Regions from separate parts of the Homo sapiens genome. Here regions 2 and 3 are each linked to region 1. Evidence: chromatin loops called from intact Hi-C (ENCODE). Cell type or tissue: dorsolateral prefrontal cortex. All regions are shown on one strand. Links, peaks and the distances in the headings refer to the core of each region. The heading gives the core; the rest is flanking DNA. Region 1 has its middle 9.0 kb from the start of GTF3C6. Region 2 overlaps CDK19 (cyclin dependent kinase 19). Region 3 overlaps AMD1 (adenosylmethionine decarboxylase 1).

The links. Hi-C counts contacts between places; a loop is a spot of excess contacts. Peaks named below come from ENCODE experiments on the same cell type or tissue, not always from the same donor. Only the 100,000 strongest peaks of a DNase experiment are listed, where the experiment ranks them.
Region 2: it touches region 1 in a loop (2.8-fold over the local background); 5 of 110 quality-filtered maps call a loop at or near these places.
Region 3: it touches region 1 in a loop (3-fold over the local background); 11 of 110 quality-filtered maps call a loop at or near these places.

The regions. Positions count from the first base shown.
Region 1 is chr6:110,945,496-110,953,981 of GRCh38, forward strand. No RefSeq gene overlaps it. Among named protein-coding and RNA genes, the nearest start is that of GTF3C6, 9.0 kb to the right of the region's middle. RefSeq lists a silencer at 4,431-4,725. In dorsolateral prefrontal cortex, for the core only: CTCF peaks have their summits at 4,372 (motif pointing left) and 4,579; no DNase peak of the experiment used is centred there; H3K4me3 peaks cover 459 bases.
Region 2 is chr6:110,700,716-110,709,201 of GRCh38, forward strand. The region is part of intron 2 of CDK19 (cyclin dependent kinase 19); the gene reads right to left. It also overlaps the pseudogene RPS20P18. Among named protein-coding and RNA genes, the nearest start is that of CDK19, 110 kb to the right of the region's middle. In dorsolateral prefrontal cortex, for the core only: no CTCF peak of the experiment used is centred there; no DNase peak of the experiment used is centred there; H3K27ac peaks cover 716 bases.
Region 3 is chr6:110,894,682-110,903,167 of GRCh38, forward strand. It overlaps AMD1 (adenosylmethionine decarboxylase 1), which reads left to right. Exons shown (of 9, transcript NM_001634.6): 9 at 1-1,032. Among named protein-coding and RNA genes, the nearest start is that of AMD1, 24 kb to the left of the region's middle. In dorsolateral prefrontal cortex, for the core only: no CTCF peak of the experiment used is centred there; no DNase peak of the experiment used is centred there; H3K27ac peaks cover 371 bases.

The sequences.
Region 1 (8,486 bases), core at 3,325-5,824:
CTTGAACTGGTGGGCTCAAGCAATCCTCCTGCCTCGGCTTCCCAAAGCTCTGGGATCACAGGCATGAGCCACCATGCCCAGCCCAAATTCCTGAAAGAAAAAAAAAAAAAAAAAAACGCCGGGCGCGGTGTCTCATGCCTGTAATCCCAACACTTTGGGAGGCCGAGGTGGGCGGATCACCTGAGGTCAGGAGTTCGAGACCAGCCTGGCCAACATGGAGAAACCCTGTCTCTACTAAAAATACAAAATGAGCCGGGAGTGGTGGTGCATGCCTGTAATCCCAGCTACTTGGGTGGCCGAGGCAGGAGAATTGCTTGAACCCGGGAGGTGGAGATTGCAGTGAGCCGAGATCGCGCCATTGCACTGCAGCCTGGGCAAACAGAGCGAAACTCCATCTGAAAAAATATATATATATGACTGGGCTTGGTGGCTTACGCCTGTAATCCCAGCACTTTGGGAGGTCAAGGCGGGCAGATCACTTGAGGTCAGCGTTTGAGACCAGCCTGGCCAACATGGTGAAACCCCGTCTCTACTAAAAATACAAAAAAAAATTAGCCAGGCGTAGTGGTGTGTGCCTGTAATCCCAACTACTCGAGAGGCTGAGGCAGAAGAATCACTTGAATCTGGGAGGTGGAGGTTGCAGTGAGCCAAGATCATACCACTGTACTCCAGCCTGGATGACAGAGTGAGAGAGACTCCATCTAAAAAAAAAAAGAAAAAAGAAAAAAATTTGACTGGCTTAGTTCAGTTTTCAAAATTAAATGTGCATCAGAACCTGGCCAACATGGCGAAACCCATCTCTACTAAAAATGCAAAAACTAGCTGGGCATGGTGATGTGTGCCTGTAGTTCCAGCTACTCAAGAGGCTGAGGTGGAAGGATCACTTGAACACAGGAGGTCAAGGCTGCAGTAAGCTGTGATCACACCACTGCACACCAGCCTTGGTGTCAGAGCAAGACCCTGACTCAAAGTAATAATAATAATATGCATCAGAATCATCTGGAGAGCTTAAATCACAAGTTGTAGGACCCCTTCCCAGCATTTCTGATTTAGTCATCTGGGGTATAGCCTGCGAATTTGCATTTCTAACAAAATCCCAGGTAATGCTGACTACACTGATCTGGGGACCACACTTGAGAACCACTGGTCTGGTTAATCATCCTTTTATCTGTTTGGACAGAGCAACTGGGGCAAGCTACCTCATGTTGCCAGTACCATATTTCTGAACTGACTCTCAGGCTCATAACTGGAGATTTTTTTCCTCCTCATTTAGGCAGTCACCCAAGTCTTATGATTTATAAGTGGAATGTCTCTGATCTTTCCCTTTATCTTCCTCAGTCACTGCCCTCATCCAGGGTCTCATCTCCCCGTACCTGGACCACAGAAAAGTTTCCTGAGTCAAGCTGCCCTAGACCCACAGCTGCCAAATTACCCTTCCACTGACAGTCCTCAAATGCTTATGGTTTCCCTCAAGGCCATCGATCGGCCACCTTTGGTTATCACATTAAGTTAAATTTTGGAACACCTCTAAACTTTTGCTTTTAGGTCAATAATATTTATTTACTTTTATTTATTTGTTCATGTATTTAGAGTCTTGCTCTGTTGCCCATGCTGGAGTGCAGAGGCGCAAATCTCGGCTCACTGCAAACTCTGCCTCCCAGGTTCAAGCCATTCGCCTGCCTCAGCCTCCCAAGTAGCTGGGATTACAGGTACTCGCCACCACACCCAGCTAATTTTTGTATTTTTAGTAGAGACAGGGTTTCGCCATGTTGGCCAGCCTGGTCTTGAACTCCTGACCTCAGATGATCTGTCTGCCTGGGCCTCCCAAAGTGCTGGGATTACAGGCGTGAGCCACCGCACTCGGCCTTAAGTCAATATTTAAATGTCCAAATTTGTTTTTCCATATTGATATATATTTTTTTCTTTTTTCTCTTTTTTTGGAGACAGGGTCTTGCTCTGTCACCTAGGCTGGAGTGCGTGGGTGCCATCACAGCTCACTGCAGCCTCAATGTCCCAGGCTTTAATGATCCTCCTGCTTCACCCTTCCAAGTAGATGGGACCACAGGTGTGTGCCACCACATCCAGCTATTTTTTTAATTTTTTGTAGAGATCGGGACTATGCTACCCAGGCTGGTTTTGAACTCCTGGGCTCAAGTGATTCTTCCACTTTGGCCTCCCAAAGGGCTGTGATTACAGGCGTGGGCCACCAAGCCCAGCCTTATATTTCCTTTCTACCACGACCTCCTACCCCTTCCCTTAAAGAACCCACCTATCTGAACCTTAGGACCATGCTTTAGGAAAAGCTTCAACTTTTTTTTTTTTTTTAAATAAAGATGACTCTGGAACTGGAACTTTAAAAAAAAATTATATTTGGCCAGGTGCAGTGGCTCATGCCTATAATCCCAGCACTTTAGGAGGCTGAGGTGAGTGGATAACCTGAGGTCAGGAGTTCGAGACCAGCCTGGCCAACATGGTGAAACCCCATCTCCACTAAAAATAGCTGGGTGTGGTGGGCGCCTGTAGTCCCAGCTACTCGATAGGCTGAGGCAGGAGAATCACTTGAACCCGGGAGGCAGAGGTTGTAGTGAGCCGAGATAGTGCCACTGCCCTCCAGCCTGGGTGACAGAGTGAGACACTGTCTCAAGAAAGAAAAAAAAAAAAAAGTTATGCAGATTTTGCAATCTTCTCCATCTATTTTTGCTTTAACATAAAAGGAATGGGATGGGTGCAGTGGCTCATACCTGTTATCCCAGCACTTTGGGAGACTGAGGCGGGTGGATCACTTGAGGTCAGGAGTTCAAGACCAGCCTGGCCAACATGGTGAAACCCCATCTCTACTAAAAATACAAAGATTAGCCGGGCATGGTGGCAGGGCCTGTACTCCCAGCTACTCGGGAGGCTGAGGCAGGAGAATTGCTTGAACCTGGGAGGGGGAGGAGGTTGCAGTGAGCTGAGATCATGCCATTGCACTCCAGCCTGGGTGACAGAGCAAAACTCTGTCTCAGAAAAAAAAAGAAAAAAAAAAAACAAAACCTGCACTCACTGCAACCTCCGCCTCCCAGATTCAAGCGATTCTCCTGCCTCAGCTTCCCAAATAGCTGGGATTACAGGTATGCACCACCCCGCCCAGCTAATTTTGTATTTTTAGTAGAGACAGGGTTTCACCATGTTGGTCAAGGCTGGTCTAGAACTCCTGACCTCAGGTGATCCGCTGCCACAACCTCCCAAAGTGCTGGGATTACAGACGTGAACCACCACGCCAGCCAAGTGCTTTCTTTTGAATTCAAGGCCTTCAAAGACGGTAATTCCAGTCTTATTTCTAACACTACATTACTTTCTAGCAAACTGGAATACTTTACTTAGTGTGTTCTCAATATTTAATTGAATCTGATTGTTGGCAGGTGGTGTTGACGTCTACTGTCATCTAGCACAGTGGTTCTCAAAGCGTGTTCCTTAGACCAGGGCATCAGAATCACCTGAGACCTTGTTAGAAAGGCGTATGTTCGGCCGAGCGCAGTGGCTCACGCCTGTAATCCCAGCACTTTGGGAGGTTGACGCCGGCGGATTGCTTGGGCTCAGGAGACAAGCCTGGGCAACATGTCTCTACTAAAAATACAAAAAAAATAGCCAGGCATGGTGATGCATGGCTACTCAGGAGGCTGAGGTGGGAGGATCACTTGAACCCAGGGAATGGAGGTTGCAGTGAGTAGAGATCGCACCACTGCACTCCAGCCTGGGTGACAGAGTGAGACCCTGTCTCAAAAAAAAAAAAAAAAAAGGCATATTTTCTGTCCTCTCCTATATCAAACCTGCTGAATCAGAAACTCTGGGGGTGGGGCTTGAGCAGTCTGCATTTTAATTAGCCCTCCAGCTGATTCTGATACAGCTGAAGTTTGAGAACCAGTCGATTAACATTTAGTTTTCAATCTAAAACAGAATAAGATACATTTTTAAAAGCTCGTATTGTCCTTAAATGGAATATAAACTACTACGTAAGTGTAAAATGTTGATTTTTAAGACAAAGTGAGGTGGCACACAGTTGTAATCCCAGTGCTTTGGGAGGCTGAGGCAGGAGGATTGCTGGATCTCAGGAGCTCAAGACCAGCTTGGGCAGCATAGTGAGACTCCATCTCTACAAAAAAATTTTTTAAATTAGCCGGGCATGGTGGCATGAGCCTGTAGTCCCAGATACTGTGGAGGCTGAGGTGGGAAGATCGCTTAAGCCCTGGATATCAAGGCTGCAGTGAATTATGATAGCGTTTCTGCACTCTAGCCTGGGGGACAAAGCGACCTCCTGTCTCTAAAAAAAAAAAAATTCAAAAACAAATAAAAAAAAGAAAATGTGTTCTAAAAGAACAGGTTAAACAATTTTTAATTCATTTGTCTCCTCCTAGTGGCAGGCTTTTAAATATAGAGCACAACACTTGATTTTTCAGAAATCATATTTCTGAAATTTTTCATGATTCTTTTTTTTTTTTTTTGAGACGGAATCTCACTTTGTCGCCAGGCTGGAGTGCAGTGGTACAATCTCAGCTCACTGCCACCTCCAACTCCCTGGTTGAAGCGATTCAAAGGCTTTTACTGATATGGCAGGGTAATTTATGGAGACACTAATACCCTACATTCTCCCCCTTTATCCCTTCCAAGCAGGCAGGTAGGCAGTTTGTATTTCTTTATCTGTGATGTTTAAAAGAATGGAAAGCTGGCTGGGTGTGGTGGTTCATGCCTATAATACCAGCACTTTGGGAGGCTGAGGCAGGTGGATCACTTGAGGTCAGGCGTTCGAGACCAGCCTGGACAACATGGTGAAACGCCATCTCCACTAAAAATACAAAAAATTAGCCAGGCCTATTGGCTGATGCCTGTAATCCCAGCTACTTGGGGGGCTGAGGTAGGAGAATCACTTGAACCCAGGAGGCAGAGGTTGCAGTGAGTTGAGATTGTGCCATTGCACTCCAGCCTGGGTAACAGAGCAAGACTCTGTCTCTAAATAAATAAATAAATAAATAAATATTAAAAAAAAAAAACTGAAGAATTAGCCAGGCATGGTGATGCATGCCTGTAGTCCCAGCTACTAAGGAGCCTGAGACAGAAGGATTGCTTGAGCCCAGGAGTTCCAGTGAGCTGTGATCACCCCACTGCACTACAGCCTGGGCAACAGAGCAAGACCCTGTATCTAAAACAAAAAATAAAAACTACAGGAGGAGATGGAGATTTCCTTAGGCTGGGAAAGGACTGGTGTGTCTCTTCTCTCCCAGCAGTGTCCTGAAGTAGTGCCAAGACCTAAGAGGCTAGCCTCAGAAAGGCCTGCTCTAAACTTCAGGGTTTCCAAACAGCAGGGATTCCCATGCTTTACTGAAACATAGTGCCTGAAATTGAAGGGTCTGTGTGGCTTCAAGAACCATGGGAATCTCAGTAGTAACCAATATGGATTAAAGACTGGAGAGGCCTCTTCAAATACTATGCCTGATCTGGGAGTGTAAAGGAGAGGAAATTGAGATTAAATTTTCCTGCCAGCTTGATGTGACAGGGGCTCAGAGTCAAGCTTAATTTAAGGAAAATAAGGAAACACGGTTTTTCTTAAATATCAAAGTTTGTGGTTGCAGTTCACACCCCAGGAAATACAGTGAAAAACAAAGCAGAAAGAGATGAAGAACATAGCAATAGATGTGTTTACAGAACAAGGGTTATTGATCCTAATGTCATTAAAGTCTTACCATAGAATGATGTGGCTGACCCAGTTTAATCAGGTGTGCAGCTCCCTAGCTCTTTAACTCCTCTTCAACTCTATTAAGGCTGGATGCTCAATCTCATTCTGTTGACTCTTAACTAGCCTGATGCAGAGGTTGGCATCTCTACCTGCTTTCCCAGAAAAGACAATAGAGTGTAGTAAGTCAGATAAGTTTCCTAATTTTCTTTCTTTCTTTTTTGAGACGGAATCTCGCTCTGTCGCCAGGCTGGACTGCAGTGGCATGATCTTGGCTCACTGCAACCTCCGCCTCCTGGGTTCAAGTGATTCTCCTGCCTCAGCCTCCCGGCTGGGACTACAGGCGCATGCCACAACGCCCAGCTAATTTTTGCTTTTTTTTTTTTTTTTTTTTGAGATGGAGTCTTGCTCTGTCACCCAGGCTGGAGTGCAGTGGCACGATCTCGGCTCACTACAAGCTCCGCCTCCCGGGTTCATGCCATTCTCCTGCCTCAGCTGGGACTACAGGCATCCACCACCATGCCCGGCTAATTTTTTATATTTTTAGTAGAGACAGGGTTTCACCATGTTAGCCAGGATGGTCTTGATCTCCTGACCTCATGATCTGCCCGCCTCAGCCTCCCAAAGTGCTGGGATTACAGGCGTGAGCCACCGTGCCCAGCCTAATTTTTGTATTTTTAGTAGAGATGGGGTTTCACCATGTTGGCCAGGAAGGTCTCGATCTCTTGACCTTGTGATCCACCCGCCTCGGCCTCCCAAAGTGCTGGAATTACAAGTGTGAGCCATCGCTCCCGGCCAAGTTTCCTAATTTTCTAAGTGTCAGTTTCCCAAAGTGTAAAATGGAAGTTAGACTAATGAGGGCTGATATTTAGCTTGTATGCACTGATTAAAAACATACCAGTTGTTAAATTAGAGACATTTTTCCCGTATCAGCCAGTAACAAGCAACCACCGCAAGCCTTTAGCTCACTCCAGGCCTCCCCATGATCCAACTTTCCCAGGACCCTACCCCAGCATGGCTGAGTCGTTGTGCCCTGCTAGTTAATTGTTAAATAATCTTGATAATTCATTAAATGTCATTCTTGATAATAGTTATCTTTTGAGACTATCATGAGGCTGATAACCTATATGTCACACTTGGTAGTTTACTTTTAAAGTAAACTGGCTTCCAAATTAACTTGCCTTGGGGAGGTCTTGTGACTCATGGCAACATCCTATCCCTGAGTAAAGAATCTGTGCGCTCTTCAAATTGTTGACATACTGATTAATGCATAACTTACTGACAATGGAAAGGACACTGACTTCTGATCATGAAGTTTTACTGATTGTCTTGCACACAGACATTTTATCCTGCATGTTGCAATCTGTAGCCAATGACTGTAACTTCTGTACTGTCTGTACGCTCCAATAACTTTGGTATAAGGAGTACTCCTCCCTTCTCCTTCCCTCCCTCTCCTTCTCCTCCCTTCTCCTAAAAAAGGCCGTCCTTTTAAAAGCCTGTTCCAGTAACTTGTAACAGACTCCAGAACACTCCTAACTCTGGTTGGTGTGTCTTCCCAGTTCAATCCTCACATTTGGCTTCCAATAAATGTTTTTCAAATTATTTCTGCCTCAGCAGCCTTAGTTTCAGTAGACAAGGCTTAAAGTGGGTTCAGTTAAAGCAAACTAATAACACTTGACCCTTTCCAACTTTTCTTCCTCTCAGCCATGGGTCCTTAAGCCATCTTTTTTGGATCCAGAGCCAAATTATATTTCTATGCAGCCACCATGGTTCTAGCCCTTATCTAGCTTTCAAAGATTTTTCCTTGATCGCCCCAAGCAAATTTCCTCTGCTCTGTTCAGTTTAAAAGTGTTTCTATTCTTTTTTTAAACAAAAAACAAAAGGAAAAAAACAGCTTTATCAAGATATAATTCATATACCATAAAAATCACCCTTTAAAAATATACAGTTGGTTTTTTTTTTTTTTTTTGGTACATTAACAGAACTGTGCAACCATTGCCATTAATTTCAGAACATTTTCATCACCCAAAAAGAAACTCCTGGCTGCTCTGCCTATGGAGTAGCCCTTCTTTATTCCTTTACTTTCTTAATAAACTTGCTTTCACTTTTCTCAATGGACTCTCCCCAACTTCTTTCTTGTGTGAGGTCCAACAACCCTCTCTTGGGGTCTGGATCAGGACCCCTTTCCAGTAACATCTTCCTGGCAAACCATGAAGCAACTAAACTGAGGAGACTCCCAACCCAAAGGAAATAGACCGAAGCACCACAATTGGCTGACTTTGGAATCAAGAAAACTTTTCCTTTGAGCTATTTATAGCTTTTAAAAATTGAGTAAAGTATATTCCTGTGAACAAACTTTGGAGCATATTAGTCTCTCTCTACCTGTTTTCTCTAGAATTTGGAAACTATATCACCTTTTGTCAGAACTCAAGAGTTATGAGTGGCCCTCACCATACTGATGCTTTCTGACTAAGCTCCTCTCTACTCTGAATACAAGAGCCCCTCATAGTTAGGCAGGAATATAATTGCCCCTATTCATCCTGAAAAAGTGACAGAAAATGGATCTTCATCCCTCTACAACCCTTAGGATTAAGGGTTCCCTTGTAAAAGGGTGGGGGAATATGTCAGAGGCGTTTGAACTAGAGCAACTCCATCTTTAATAGGGGCTGGGTAAAATAAGACTGAGACCTACTGGGCTGCATTCCCATGAGGTTAGGCATTCTAAGTCACAGGATGAGATAGGAGGTCAGCACGAGATACAGGTCATAAAGACCTTGTG
Region 2 (8,486 bases), core at 2,739-5,238, 250 kb before region 1:
GACTCTGAAAATCACTACAAGAAAAACTCCTTGTGGTGAAAGTTCTAAGGCACTGGGATGGTTTCCAGATGAGAATCCAAAAGTGACTCACTGACTTGCACAGTCCTTCCAAGATTGTCAAGCAGATTATTTCCATCAGTGTTGCGCCAGGAATCGATTCTGAAGTCACCAATGCAGATGTTTAAGTCAACTATTTTAATAAATTAATTGGCCGGGCGCGGTGGCTCATGCCTGTAATCCCAGCACTTTGGGAGGCCAAGGCGGATGGATCACAAGGTCAGGAGTTCGAGACCAGCCTGGCCAAGATGGTGAAACCCCGTCTCTACTAAAAATAAAAACTTAGCCAGGCGTGGTGGCAGGCGCCTGTAGTCCCAGCTACTCGGGAGGCTGAGGCAGGAGAATTCCTAGAACCTGAGAGGCGGAGGTTGCAGTGAGCCGAGATCGTGCCACTGCACTCTAGCCTGGGTGACAGAGCGAGACTCCATCTCAAAAAAAATTAATTAATTAATTACCAGTTGTTAAAGAAAAAAGAAAAAGAAAAATGGAGCCGGGCGTGGTGGCTCAAGCCTGTAATCCCAGCACTTTGGGAGGCCAAAGTGGGCAGATCACGAGGTCAGGAGATTGAGACCATCCTGGCTAACACAGTGAAACCCCATCTCTACTAAAAATACAAAAAAAAAAAAAAAATTAGCCGAGCATGGTGGCGGGCGCCAGTAGTTATAGCTACTTGGGAAACTGAGGCAGGAGAATGGCGTGAACCCGGGAAGCAGAGGCTGCAGTGAGCCGAGATTGCACCACTGCACTCCAGCCTGGGCAACAGAGCAAGACTCTGTCTCAAAAAAAAAAAAAGAAAAATAGAAAACCCTTCAGAGTCCAATGCGCAGAGAATACGAACAGACATTTCACAAAAATAAATATAAATTAAAATAGTCAAAAATTATCTAACAATATGACTATCTCAACTGAAGAATGCAAATTGAAGCAATGGAGACATATTTTTCACTGATCAGATTGGGAAAAATTTTAAAGCTTAAGAGCATCCAGACAGCATCAATAAGGAACTGGTTGAAGAAATTAAAGTCCATCCCTACAGTGGAATATTATATAGCCATTAAAAAAGAATGCAATAAGAGGCCAGGTGGATGGGCCAGGCACGGTGGCTCACGCCTGTAATCCCAGCACTTTGGGAGGCCGGGGCAGGTGGATCACAAGGTCAGGAGTTCGAGACCAGCTTGGCTAACACAGTGAAACCTCATCTCTACTAAAAATACAAAAAGTAGCCAGGCATGGTGGCACACACCTGTAGTCCCAGCTACTCGGGAGGCTGAGGCAGAAGAATCACTTGAACCCGGCAGGTGGAGGTTGCAGTGAGCCGAGATTGTTCTACTATACTCCAGCCTGGGTGACTGAGCAAGATTCTGTCTCAAAAAAATAAAAATAAAAATAAATAAGAGGCCAGGTGGCTCATGCCTGTAATTCCAGCACTTTGGGAGGCAAAGGTAGGAGGATTGCTTGAGCCCAGGATTTTGAGACCAGACTGGACAACATAGTGAGACCTCATCTCTACAAAATATAAAAAATTAATTAGCTGGGCATGGTTGCTCATACCTGTAGTCTTAGCTACTCAGGAGGCTGAGGCTGGACAACTGCTTGAGCCTGGGTGGTTGAGGCTACAGAGTTGTGACTGTGCCACTGCACTGCAGCCCGGGCAACATAGTAAAACCCCAGCTCTACCAAAAAAAAAAATTAAAATTAAAAATATTAGCCAAGTGTGTTGGCATGTACCTGTAGTCCTAGTTAACTTGAGAGGCTAAAATGGGAAGATTGCTTGGGCCCAGGAGTTTGAGGCTGCAGTGAGCCATGATCGCATCACTGCACTTTAGCCTGGGAGACAGAGAAAGACTCTGACCAAAAATAAAAATAAATTTAAAAAATGACCTTTGACTTGGGGGTTAAAAAAATAAGATCTGTATTGTCGATATGGAAAGATCACTAAGACATAATATTAAGTGATAAAGATGGAAAAGAATATATATATCTATCTCTTTGGTATTTTTAAAAGATACATATGTAATGGTACATGCACAAAAAACGTCATTATAAGAAGCCATTTTTACTAGCTACTTTTGTGCAGAATGACCAGGTGTTAAAGAAGACAAAGGTTTAACATTTTTCATTTTGTATCTTTCTGTATTAATATAACAAATAGCAATTGTGATATTGTTTGAATTCTTATTATGCATATATTTCTATTTCTGAAATGTCAACAGGAGTTAACTGGTGAATCAAATTTGGTTTGCTACTTTATGTTGCTCTGTATTTTTCAAATTATTTTTTGTAAAAGTCTACTCTAAGGTATTGTTTTTCAAACTGCATCTTATGACCCATTAGTGAATCATGAAATCCATCTATTCAGTTGAAACCAGCATTTCCCCCACCCTACCCCCGGCAAGTGAAATAACCTGAACTGGACTAAAATAGAAAATAATTGAAAACACCAGTGCACATCATAGATTATGAGCAAGAAAGAGCCAGACCAAGAATAGGCAAGCTGACTCAAAGTTTGAAAACCACTGCTCTAAGATATTATGTTAGCAGTACTTTGAATAGGGTGCTTAGGGAAATATATTAATTATGTTATAATTAATATTTCAAAACCAAGAATGATTTTATGTTAAATGGAGTTTTTATATGTCAATTCTTAGTATGACCAATTTCAAAAAATACTATTAATTGAAATGATAATGGAGAAAATACATAATTTCTGAAAATTCAGAGGCAAAACTCTAAAAGGACAGCTATACAACATACACTGATTTGAATGAAACTGAAAAAATGAACCTGCCAGGCACAGTGGTTCACACATCTAGTCCCAGCACTTTACCAGGCCAAATAAGGAGGACTACTTGAGCCCAGGCATTAAAAACCAGCCTTGACAACACAGGGAGACCTTGTCTCTACAAAAAAATTTTAAATTAGCCAGGTATGGTGGCATGCACCTGTAGTCCCAGCAACTCGGGAGGCTGAAGTGGGAGGATTGCTTGAACCCAGAAGTTCAAGGCTGCAGTGAGCTATGATCACACCACTGCACTCTAGCCTCATTGACAGAGCAAGACCCTGTTTCTAAAAAATAAAAATTAAAAATGAACCTATATACATATATTTAGAATAGTCCCACATTATAAATTATACACATTCATGTCTTTGGAATAGATAAGCTTGAAATTAAAGTTAGAGTGTTTACCTATGAAGAGGTCACCAAAATAATAAATTTTTAAAATGCTAGGCTATCTGAAAATTCCAGAATATTGACAGAAGACCACATAGTTCAAATATACATACAACAATAATCAGGGCATGCATTTTAAGTTGTTGTTTTTGGTGTCAAAGGATGTGTTTGTTCTGATTACAACACAATCTATTGCCCAATCTCCTGTTTGGTCAAGACAGATAACTCCAAAATGACTAGCCAGGATTGGGAACATAGTTCAGTCAATAATTAAGTAAAATTAAAGGACTAGTGGAGTATGAAATCAAAAGACTTTATTTTCATTAACACAGCAACCAAACCATGTACTGTGTATTTTGCAGTCAGAGCAGCCTTGGGAAGCCCTATCTTTTTTTAATTTCATGAACCCCAATGTCATGTATCTTTACTACTTACCTTACATTATCTTTTTCTCCCTTTTATCCAACTCTCCACCCCTCCTCCCCACCAACCCTTGTCTGCTTTTTACTTCCTTTGTTCCTTTCCATTCATTAAATCCATTACTCTTAATGATCTCTCACTCTTCCAAATCCCTATGGGGATTATCTATACCACTCATTTGGAAGTCAGCAAATGATCTCTTGTATTATTTATCTTTTTTATACATAACCTATTTTTACATACACTTATATTAACTATTTGGTAAAGTGTAAAGTCATTCCATGTTATGAATGCAGTCAATATCAACAAATCTTTTTAGTTATCTTTTTAAGTTCTCATATAACCCAGAAGTCAAAAGTTGTTCAGGGCATGTGTTCTACAACTATATAGATTCAGGTAATCTACACGTGCCCCAGGACTGTGGGATCATAGGCCAAGGCTAATTCTGGAAGCAATGAGAGGGAGATGGAGGGAGGGAGAATAGGACCTGGCATGGGCAATGGCAATAAAAATAGAAAGGAGGGGTTAGATAAAAAGAGGGCAAGAAAGAGTGAATAGGATTTAGTAATTGATAGGCTGAGGGAAAATGACCCAGGATGGTACAAGCAACCAAAAAGATGGTGGTACAATTTAGAGATAAGGAAAAGCATTACAGGTTTAAGGTGTGAAGAAATGTAGTTTTTTTTTTTTTTTTGGAGATGGAGTTTCACTCTTGTCACCCAGGCTGGAGCAATGGCACAATCTCAGCTCACCGCAGCCTCTGCCTACCAGGTTCAAGCAATTCTCCTGCCTCAGCCTCCCGAATACCTGGGATTACAGGCATGCGCCACCACGCCCGGCTAATTTTGTATTTTTAGTAGAGACGGGGTTTCTCCATGTTGGTCAGGCTGGTCTCAAACTCCCAACCTCAGGTGATCCACCTGCCTCGGCCTCCGTAAGTGCTGGGATTACAGGCGTGAGCCACTGCGCCTGGCCAGAAATGTAGATTTTAGTATCAGATGTGATGAGCTCAAGATGTTCATGGGGCATACAGTTAGTGATCCTGGTTATCTGGATCTGAAGCTCAGGAGAGAGTGCTCAACTGCAGGTAAAGAACTTGGGAGTCATAAACATAGAGAAGAGATTGCCCAGAAGCATTGTAAGGGAGCAAATGGGAAGGGCATTCAGGAGAGAGCTCTTTTGGAAAATAAAAACATTATAAGCGTCTGAAAAAGAGCTATTTAAGGCACAGGATTACACAGACTCCGAAGGTACGTTCACAGAAGCGAAGCATCCTTCTCTCAGGAGAGGATATTGTTATGAAAACCAAGAAAGATTACCTTCCTCCCAGAAGCGGAAACAGATAACAATTTCAGTATTAAGAGAAATATCTCAGCAAATTAACACAGGAACAGAAACCAAATGCCACATGTTCCCACTCATAAGTGAGAGTTGAACAATGAGAACATATAGCCACAGGGAGGGGAACATCACACACTGGGGCTTGTCAGGGGTAGGGAGCAGGGATAGCATTAGGAGAAATACCAGATGTAGATGATGGGTTGATGGGTGCAGCAAACCACCATGGCACATGTATACCTATGTAATAAACCTGCACGTTCTACACATGTATCCCAGAACTTAAAGTATAATAAAAAATAAAAATAATAATAATAAAAAAAATCTGGACCTTAACCTGTTTTGTTTTCTTGTTTGTTTGTTTGTTTTTGAGACGGAGTCTTGCTGTCGCCCAGGCTGGAGTGCAATGGCGTGATCTCTGCTTACTGCAGCCTCTGCCTCCTGGGTTGATGTGATTCTTCTGTGTCAGCCTCCCGAGTAGCTGGGATTACAGGCGCCCACCACCACACCCAGCTAATTTTTGTATTTTTAGGAGAGAAGGGGTTTCACCATGTTGGCCAGGCTGCTCTCAAACTCCTGACCTCAGGTGATCCACCTGCCTCAGCCTCTCAAAGTGCTAGGATTACAGAAGTGAGCCACCGTGCATGCCCAGCCAACCTGTTGTTTACAACAATGTCAACAGCATGCTGGGTAACACTGTTGTTTTTTTTTTGTTTGTTTTTTTTTTTTTGAGACAGAGTCTGGCTCTGTCGCCCATGCTGGAGTGCAGTGGCGTGATCTCAGCTCACTGCAAGCTCCGCCTCCCAGGTTCATGCCATTCTCCTGCCTCAGCCTCCTAAGTAGCTGGGATTACAGGCGCCTGCCACCACGCCCAGCTGATTTTTCTATTTTTAGTGGAGACAGGGTTTCACCATGTTAGCCAGGATGGTCTTGATCTCCTGACCTTGTGATCCACCTGCCTCGGCCTCCCAAAGTGCTGGGATTACAAGCGTGAGCCACCGCGCCTGGCCCACTGGGTAACACTGTTGATAGACTCTTCCAGTTTTGCCAGAGTAACATTGTGGGACACTCCTGTTTGAAATTTTTGAATAGTACCCATACCCTTGATGTCTACAATATCACCTTTCTTGTAGATTCACATGTATGTGGCCAAAGGAATAACTCCACGTTTTCTAAAAGGCTATATTTTTAAAGAAAATATAGCAGTGCTACTCCTCTTTCCCTTTGTCAATTTGGCAAAGTGGAAGATGGCAGTTCTGGCCAGAAGACATTATTTTTACATCTCTCTTTTACAGTTAAAAAAAAAAAAAAAAAAACTGAGAAGGCAGCCGGGCACGGTGGCTCACACCTGTAATCCTAGCACTTTGGGAGGCTGAGGCAGGCCGATCACCTGAGGTCAGGAGTTTGAGACCAGCCTGGCCAAACAATGACAATCTTTTAGTAGAGACGATGGTGAAACCCCATCTCTACTAAAAATACAAAAATTAGCCAGGCGTAGTCACACATGCCTGTAATCTCAGCTACCTGGGAGGTTGAGGCAAGAGAACCACTGGAACCCGGAAGGCAGAGGCTACAGTGAGCCAAGATCTTACCACTGCACTCCAGCCTGAGTGACAGAGGGAGCCTCTGTCTCAAAAACAAACAAAACAAAACAAAAAAACTGAGAAGGCTGAAAGGCTAAGTACACAGCCAATAAATGGCAGAACAGGCATTAAAACACATCTTTGGATACCTGGATACCTGTATCCAAAGATGTGTTTTACCAGGATACAGATCATATCATCTATCTGTATATGCACACAAACATACAATATTTTCACTAAAAAATGGGAACACACTAACCACATAGTTTTGTAACCAGCCCTTTTTCACTTAGCATATTGTAAACAACTTTTCTGTCAACAAATACCTATCTACAACAGCAGTTTTAACAGCTGCATAGTACTCCACTGCCAGGGTATGAAATTGCTTTAAATAGTATATTTCAGCCAGGCGCAGCAGCTCATGCCTGTAATCCCAACACTTTGGGAAGCTGAGGCAGGTGAAATCACCTGAGGTCAGGAGTTTGAGAGCAGCTTGGCCAACATGGTGAAACCCCATGTCTACTAAAAATACAAAAATTAGCTGGACATGGTGGCAGGCACCTGTAGTCCCAGCTACTTGGGAGGCTGAGGCAGGTGAATCTCTTGAACCCGGGAGGCAGAGGCTGCAGTGAGACGAGATCATGCCACTGCACTCCAGCCTGGGCGACACGGTGAGACTATGACTCAAAAATAAATAAATAGTATGTTTATGTTACTCTAATATTATAGTATGTTTTTTAATATTATAAACAATGCTATAATGAATAGTGTGTACATCTGCATGATTAACTCCTTAAGATAAAAATACCCAAAAGAGGAAAGCGCTCTTTTCAGGCTTTTGGTACTGATTCAGTTTCTAGCTACATTTCAAGTGTTCAAAAGCCCTTGTGACTAGTGACTACCACACTGGACAGTACAGATACTTTCCCTCATTGCCAAGGGTTCTATTCAACGGTGCTGGTCCACACTGTTCCAGACCATGCAGATCACTGTTGAATCTTGGGGCATGGCCTCCCACTTCAGCCTGATATTGGAGCCCCTCTCTATCCTACTCCTGAAGGCCACCCTCCACAGTGATTTCTGCTAACCCTGCAGCTGCAGCACATAGGATGTGCACTGGAGAGCTGGTTCCCTCCCCCTATAGCTCCACCTAGGCTAGGAGAATAGAGATTTTACCTACAGAGATTTTACCTGCAGACATCATTGTTCCTACTCTTGTTTCCAGCCCCAGCTCCCAGCCTGCATATGTTACTAGGTTTGTATGGAAGGGCAGGCTCTCCGACCAACCTCTAAGCAAGTTTCCCTCAAGTGTGCTGGCTAACAATGGGCAGGCTGATGTGTAACTTCCCTCTACTCTTACTTTACTGTTTTCTACCAAAGCTCTTCAACATGACACTGTGAGTGAAAACTTTTTTTAATTTTGCAAGGGTGATGTAAATTCTTCTGCATTCTATCATTTGGGTGTTTCAGCAAAAAACTGGTAAGAGGGTGAAAGATGACTCACCACCTTGGACTAAGAAGTAAAAGCTTTTAAAGCTTATAGGCATTTCAAATGGTTTTAAGTAACAACTTGATATCTCAACTGGCTCTCTTTACTTTTCCATTTGAAATCTGCTTAAGAAATAAGCACCTAGAAAAGGTTTGCCTAACCGAATCCAGCAGCACATCAAAAAGCTTATCCAAAGCTTATCTACCATGATCAAGTCGGCTTCATCCTTGGGATGCAAGGCTGGTTCAACATACGCAAATCAATAAATGTAATCTATCACATAAACAGAACCAATGACAAAAACCACATTATTATCTCAATAGATGCAGAAAAGGCCTTCATACTAAAAACCTCAATAAACTAGGTATTGATGGAACCTCAAAATAATAGGTATTGATGGTATCTCAAAATAATAAGAGCTATTTAT
Region 3 (8,486 bases), core at 1,510-4,009, 53 kb before region 1:
ACTTTTCCTTTAGCAGCCATTTCCACTAGTTTCCATTAAGTAGTGTTCTATAAACTTTGATCCAAAGCAGAATCAATGTCTTTTCCATCTCGTGACTTAAAGTTCTGTGACTGTGATGCATGTGAGTGTTCCGACTTCATCTGTTCCTCTTAACTACGGTGTTTCCCTTACCATGGCATTCATAGGATGAAATGAATGACTGCCCAGAATGAGAATTTGTCCAGATTATTCAGATAAACATCATAAAGCAGAATACATTATAAATAAGTAGAATATGAATAAATAGAATAATAAAATTCCAAAATACTCAATGGGAAATGACTAGTAATATAGGCTTTCAAGAGTTGGTACCTTTTAGCTATATTTGCAGATTCTCTGGGATTTTAAGGAACTGAGAAAACAGCAAAGTTGACTAAATTTTATATTTCTTGTCCTCTAAATATTTTGATAATTTCTGGATTGATGCAGTGATGTTTTTGTTCCTTCCGTATTTATAAATGAAACACCTTTTTTTAGTGTTTCTAAACCTAAAATCTACTTGGTTTGAAATCAAGTGGTTGGAACACTGTTTGACTTTTATTTGAAGCATGTTGTTGATTGAAAATTTCATTGAGGAAGTTTTCAATCAGTGTGATCAGTTTGATTCTGTAATGAGCACAGCACCTAATATTTTGAGGAGCTCTGTTTTGAGGACCAATGCTTAAGGTGGACTTTGTTCGTAAACAATATCCCAATAGATTTGTTGACTTGAGGTCTGGTTTGGTTTTGTTTTTGTTTTGTTTTGTTTTGTTTTGTTTCCAATAGAATTAAGAATTCTAATGTTGAAAAACTGCACAAATTTTTATGGGACAAAGCCTAGAAAAGAGAAATGTAGTTTGAATCATAATCTAAATCATCGTATGATAGAAGAGGGAAAGTTTTGGTGCCATAATTTCTCCTTTCACTGGTGTTGGACTTAAATCAGTTGAAATGTATTTCTGTACCACAATTTACGCTTCAATAAAAGTTTAATTGTCTAGTGACATTCAGAAACTTTTCTGTTGCCCTGTTTTTTAAGTAGCCTACTTGACCAAATACTACATGTCTGAAGTTTAAAATCAATACAACAATGTGTATTTATGAGTTTGGAGTTAGACAGAAGTTTAAAAGTGTTAGGTCCCAACCTTTATTATAGACTAGACTCTTAAAACATTGGTTGAGGATGATCAAACTCAAATAAGTTTCCTTATTTCATTCATGGTTATTTCTATTAAGTAGAAAAAAATTTATAACCTTGATCATTTTCTTTATTTTTTTTAATTTAGGATCTTGTTCTGTTGTCTAGGCTGGAGTGCCGTGGCTGTTAACAGGTGCGATCATAGCATACTGCTTCCTTGAACTCCTAGGCTCAAGCAGTCTTGCTGCAGCTTCCCAAGTAGCTGGGAATGCAGGGTTCTGCCATCACACTTGGCTTTGTCATTTTCTTTATTTGGCAACATTTTAGTTCCACAGTCAAATATGTAATAAGCTGAAAAATCTTATGAAAATGTATATTCTGATCTTTCTCAGAATATGCTTCCGTTAGAAAATATTTCCTCAATTTTCATTAAAAACAGATGGTGTTCCTAGAAAAGCAAAATATTACATATCTGTGCAATATGTAATTCACAAGATTCATTTGCCAAAAACAGGTGAGTGAATTTGGGGGTTCATTAGTAAGCAGTCACCAAGTTTCTGTCACAGACACATAACTGGAAATGTGATTTTATTCTCCTGGATGGACAATTGTGATGGATTTTTTGGGTTCCGGGCTTCAGGCTTTGCAATCTCATCTTCTTTGCCCTTCCTCTTGTCATAATGGAAGAGGTGCTGCTAATTTGGGTTCCATCCTTTCCTGCTTTCAGAGACTGTCCTGTGATTTCCTAAAACATTTCCATTAGTTTGTTTGAATTTTCTGATTTTCTTCCCTTAGGGCCCTCCACAGGCCTCTGTGCTAGTGCCTTGAATGATGGCAAGTGTACAAAAAAAATTTTTTTTCTTTTTAAGACGTTTTTGTTCTGTCACCCAGGCTGGAGTGCAATGGCGTGATCTCGGCTCACTGCAACCTCCACCTCCCAGGTTCAAGTGATTCTCATGCCTCAGTCACCCAAGTAACTGGGACTACAGGGATGTGCCACCACACCCGGCTAATTTTTGTATTTTTAGTAGAGACAAAGTTTCACCATGTTGGCCAGGCTGGTCTTGAACTTCTGTCCTCAAGCAATACGCCCACCTTTGCCTCCCAGCATGTTGGAATTACAGGCATGAGCCACTGCACCTGGTCAAGTGTCCAAATTCTTACTCCAAAACTGAACTTTGGGCTGGGCGCCATGGCTCACACCTGTAATCTCAAAAGTTTGGGAGTCTGAGGTGGGAGGATTGCTTGAGCCTAGGAGTTTGAGGCCAGTCTGAGCAACATAGTGAGACCCTGTCTCTACAATAAATAAAAGGAAATTGAGGCTGTAATGAGCTGTGATTGTACCACTGTACTCTAGCCCGAGCAAAAGTGAAACCCTGTCTCAAAAACAAAAATCTTGACTTGTGCAATAGCCACAGTTTTCCTGGATTCTCAATAGAACCCTATGGTGACATTTGAAACACAAAGCTAGAGGTATGTGACTTCAAGATGGTAAGAAAACCATGAAACAGACTTGTCAAGGGATGTCTGATAAATTGTTGGATATCTGGCCTAGGGGCCCAGACAATAGATTTTAGATTTGTAAACATCTTAATATGGAGGGTTTTGTGTGTGTGTGTATGTTTGAGACGGAGTCTCGCTGTGTCACCAGGCTGGAGTGCAGAGGCGCCATCTTGGCTCACTGTAACCTCTACCTCCTGGGTTCAAGTGATTCTCCTGCGTCAACCTCCTAAGTAGCTGGGATAACAGGCACGCACCACCACGCCTGGATGATTTTTTGTAATTTTAGTAAAGATGGGGTTTCATCATGTTGGCCAGGCTAGTCTGGAACTCCTGACCTCAGATGATCCGCCCACCTCGGCCTCCCACAGTGTAGGGATTACAGGCATGAGTCACTGCGCCCAGTTTTAACATGGAGAATTTTCAAACTTACAAAGTAAACAAAATGGTACACTAAACCTTTATATACAGTTTCAACAACACCATTCTAGTTAGGCATATCTGTCTACTAACTACATGCCCTTTTTAGATAAAATTTATTTAAATTGAAATATGTAAATCCAGCTGGGCACAGTGGCTCACGCCTGTGATCCCAGCACTTTGGGAGGCCAAGGTGGGTGGATTACCTGAGGTCAGGAGTTCAAGACCAGCCTGGCCAACATGGTGAAACCCTGTCTCTGCTAAAAATACAAAAATTAGTTGGGAGTGGTGGCGCATGCCTGTAGTCCCAGCTACTCAGAAGGCTGAGGCAGAAGAATCACTTGAACCCGGGAGGCTGAGGTTGCGGTGAGTCGAGATTGCCACTGCACTCCAGCTTAGGCGACAGAGTGAGACTTCATCTCAAAAAAAAAAAAAAAAAAGATATATATATATATATATACACACACACATCTAAGTTATAATTTTGGTAAGTGGTTCTCCTTTGCCCACACCTTACCAGGACAAAAGGAGCTTACTCTACCCAGGCAATTAAGCAATCTCCCACCACCACCAAGCTCAAATGTTTTCATCATAGACTAGGGTTCATTTTTATTTCCTTCCCTGGAGCTTTGTAATTCTTTCAGCGTAAACATTGTTGAGGTTCAACAGTCCTTATTGCTGAGTAGGACTCGATTGTATGAATATACTATAATTTGTTAATCTGTTTTCCTGTTAGTGAACATTTTATTGGTTTCTAGTTTTTGGCAAGTGTGAGTAAAGCTGCTATGAACATTTGCACACAAATATTGTGACTTCTGGGCATGTAGTGGTATCTTGTGGTTTCAGTCTGCATTTCTCTGACTAATGAACACGTTCTCGTGTTTATTGGCCATTAATATGTCTTTGAGTGTGTATTTTTAAATTAGGTTCGTTTTTATTACCAAGTTATAGGAACTCTATGTATTTTGAATAAAATTCCTTGTCAGTTATTTTGCAAATATTTTCCCCATTGTGTGTCTTGACTCTTGATTTTTTTTATAGTGTTTTGAGCAGAAGTTTCCACTGGAGTCTTAATTTATCAATTTTTAAATGGACTTTTTCTAAATAAATCTGCCTACCTCCAGATTGTTATGGTGGTATTGTTTTCTCATAAAATGTTTAAGCTTTTATGTTTTTAGGTCTATTATCAATCTCAAGTAAGTTTTTGTAGTGATGTAGGGTAGGGCTTGAGGTTCATTTTTCTCCCCCCGTCAAGTTATTCTAACACTGTGGGAAGGATTCTTTTCTCCATCTATTTCTGGAGTATATTCTCGCTTTTTTTTTTTTTTTTTTTTTTTTTTGAGACAGAATCTTGCTCTGTTGCCCAGGCTGGAGTGCAGTGATGCGATCTTGGCTCACTGCAACTTCTGCCTGCCAGGTTCAAGCAATCCTGCCTCAGCCTCCCAAGTAGCTGGGGCTACGGGCGTACGCCACCATGCCCGACTAATTTTTGTATTTTTATTAGAGACGGAGTTTGGCCATGATGGCCAGGCTGGTCTTGAACTTTTGGCCTCATGTGATCCGCTTACCTCAGCTTCTCAAAGTGCTGGGATTACAGGCGAGAGCCACTTTGGGTGTGTCCAGAAGGCACCTGGCCTTCTGGAGTGTATTCTTTTTCATTGATCCACTTTTATCTGTCCATGTGCCCATACAATACTGATTGCTGAGCTTTAAAGTCTTGAAGTCAAGTGGTCTACTTTTGTTAACGTTTGTAGATTACTTTGTCCTTTAGACGCTGATATAAATACGACAATAAACCTGTCAGTTTCAATTTTTTTTAAAAGCCTGATGGGATTATTTAAGTTGAATTGTTTTGTTCTGTTTTGTTTTGTTATATACAGTTTTGCTCTTGTGGCCCAGGCTGGAGCACAAAGGCGCGATCTCGGCTCACTGCAACCTCCAATTCCCCGGGTTCAAGCGATTCTCCTGCCTCAGCTTCCCAAATAGCTGGGATTACAGGCATCTGCCGCCATGCCCGGCTAATTTTTTTTATTTTTAGTAGAGATGAGGTTTCACCATGTTGGCCAGGCTGGTCTTGAACTGACAGGTGATCCACCCAACTCGGCCTCCCAAAGTGCTGGGATTACAAGTGTGAGCCCCCGTGCCCGGCTAGTTTTTTGTTAATTCCTGAGCATTTTTGGTTTCTGGATGCTAGTCTAAATGGAATTGGTTTCTTTTTCCAACTGGTACTAGTTTATAGAAAGGCAACTTTAAAAATGTTGACTTATGAGACTTTGCCAATAGTGGGTGGTTGGTTGGTTCCTCCCTTATTCCACTGGTTAGGACTTCCATGGTGAGAAGAGGTAAGAGCAGACTGTGACTAAAGTGAGGTATGTAATAAAATGTAAGGAGGCACCGTCAGGGCAGTGGAAGCGTAGAGTGGGCATCTGAGTGGGAGTACATCCTTGTACTTGCTCCCTCCCTTGCACTTGTACCTTACTTGCTTGGTCTCATGTGCTGTTCCTGTATTAAGGGCTTACCTCCTTGCCCTGTTCCCAGTTTGAGGAAGAAAGCATTGAATATTCCATCAAGAGTGTTTGCTAGTAGGTGTTTTTGTTTTGCTTTGTGGAGACAGTGTCTTGCTGTGTCACCCAGGCTCAAGTGCAGTGGTGCATTCACGGCTCACTGCAGCCTCAACCTCTCAAGTTCAAGTGATCTCATCTAAGCATCCCGAGTAGCTGGGACTATAGGCGCACACCACCACACCTGGCTAATTTTTGTGTTTTAGTAGAGACAGGGTTTTGCCATATTGCCCAGGCTGGTCCCCACCTCCTGGGCTCAAGTCTTAGCCTCCCAAGGTGCTAGGATTACAGGAGTGAGCCACCTCACCTGGCCTCTACTGGTTTTATGTAGATGTCTAGATCAATGCCTTTTATTAGATTGAGATAGTTCCCTTCTAGTTAGCTGGGTTCTTATGAATGGAAGATATCACATCCCTACCCCCCTCCTTTTTTCCCCTCCATTGAGATAATCATGGTTTGTATGCTTTTTTAGATACTGTTTCTGTCCTCAGAATGAAAGGAGTTAAGTAGTGGAACGTGATGACTGAAACAGGCCCTCTACCATTGGAGACAAGAAGGGAAGTGTATGGAGTAGCCATTCTTTTATTCGTTTACTTTCTTAACAAACTTGCTTTCACTTAAAAAAAAAAGTGTAAAGGCACCTGGGTAGTTCTCTGGTTTAAAGTAACTTTGTGGCCAGGTGTGGTGGCTCAAGCCTATAATCCCAGCACTTTGGGAGGCTGAGGTGGGCGGATCACGAGGTCAGAAGTTCAAGATCAGCCTGGCCAACATGGTGAAACCCCCATCTCTACTAAAAATACAAATTTAGCCAGGCATGGTGGCAGGGGCCTGTAGTCCCAGCTACTCAGGAGGCTGAGGCAGGAGGATCGCTTGAACCCGGGAGCCAGAGGTTGCCGTTAGCCGAGATCATGCCACTGCACTCCAGCCTGGGCAACAGAGGGAGACTCCGTCTTAAAAAATAAAAGTAACTGCCCAAGGTTAGAGAAACTAGAAATGATAGAGCCCAGATTCAAACTCTGGCAGGCTAGAGCTTGTTGTTTCAGTCACTGTTATCTCTCAGCTAAATCTTTTAATCTCCTTAAAGCTTCGGAATTCAATGATTTCATCTCCTATTTTATTTACCGTTTAAGAATTCCTCATCTTTGGTAGCATGTTTGGTTCTGTTGACTTCAGCCTCACCTTTAGCATTTTATTTTATTTGTTTATTTAAAGACAGACTGTTGCTCTGTCACTCAGGCTGGAATGCAGTAGTGCGATCTTGGCTCACTGCAGCCTCCGTCTCCTGGGTTCAAGTGATTCTCCTGCCTCAGCCTCCCGAATAGCTGGGATTACAGGCCCCTGCCACCATGCCTGGTTAATTTTTGTAATTTTAGTAGAGACGGGGTTTCACCATATTGGCCTGGCTGGTCTCGAGCTCCTGGCCTCAAGTGATCTGCCTGCCTCAGACTCCCAAAGTGCTGGGTTATCAGATGTGAGCCACCGTGCCCGGCCACCTTTAGCATTTTAGATGTAAGAGATACTCCTCGTATTTTAATTCCTGTGTTTATCTCACTGCAAACTGATATAGTCTGTGCGTGGTGGCTCATGCCTGTAATCCCAACACTTTGGGAGGCAGAGACAGGCGGATCACTTGAGGTCAGGAGTTGGAGACCAGCCTGACCAACATGGTGAAACTCCATCTCTACTAAAAGTACAAAAAAAACCCCAAGCTTGGTGATGTGCACCTGTAATCCCAGCTACTCAGGAGGCTGAGACAGGAGAATCGCCTGAACCTGGGAGACGGAGGTTGCAGTGAGCCGCGATCGCACCACTGCACTCCAGCATGGGTGACAGAGTGAGACTCCACCTCAAAACAAACAAACTGATATAGTTTGGGACTGCTACCAGTCAACAGACCACAATTGGTGGTAGAGTGTAGAAGCCGGGACATGGGAGAAGGGGAGACATGACGATACGGGTCACACAATCAGCTGCAGGCCAAGTCACCCTGATGAAACAGGAATCCAAATGGCATCTGGGGCCAGAGGCTTCCCCCACGACACAGCTCACTTATTCAAAGTTGTTCAAAAGAATTGACTGCCAGTACTGCCTCCTTAGGAGGTGAACTCTCTGCTAAGGCAGAATAATACTGTGTAATTTTTAGAAGTATGTATTAGACATAAAATATGTTAAAATGCATGTGAAATAAAGTACAATTCACAGCAGAACAAAGTTTTAGTTTCTTAGGGCTGAAATGTAGATCATCCTATTTGAAATCATTACTGTTAACTATATTAGGGCAAGACTCCTCAAGGACATAGAAACTAATTGAAGCAGTTGATTCACAATTTGACCTTTCTTGCAGTAGGCACTTAGGTTGATAAATCCCTAATCTAATAACTAACTGTTCTATGCTCTGGAAAGAAATTTGGTAAATTCCCGCTTACCAAAATGCCCTATGTTAACATTGTGAATTCTTTCACAAATACTGTATTGTGAAATGGGAGTACATATTTGTGATGTGCTGTTTATTATGTGGACATAATATAGGAAATTATCAAGAGTTGTCAGTAAACAAAAGGAAGCATCCTTTCCATTCAAAAGAGAGTAATTCAGTGGACTAGAGACTTTAAAATTTCTTTGTTTTTAGAGGTGGGGCCTCTGTGTTGCCTAGGCTGGTGTCCAACTCCTGGACCCCAGCAATCCTCTTGCTTTGGCCTCCCAAAGCTCTGGGATTACAGGAGCTAGCTGCCACGCCTGGCCTAGACTTCTGTTTTTACGTAGTAGAGGCAATTTATGAAGATAAAGTCCCAGCTGTAAAAGTGTGGTGTTAAAATTAAATTACTTCACATTTTTTCTTTTTTAAAAAT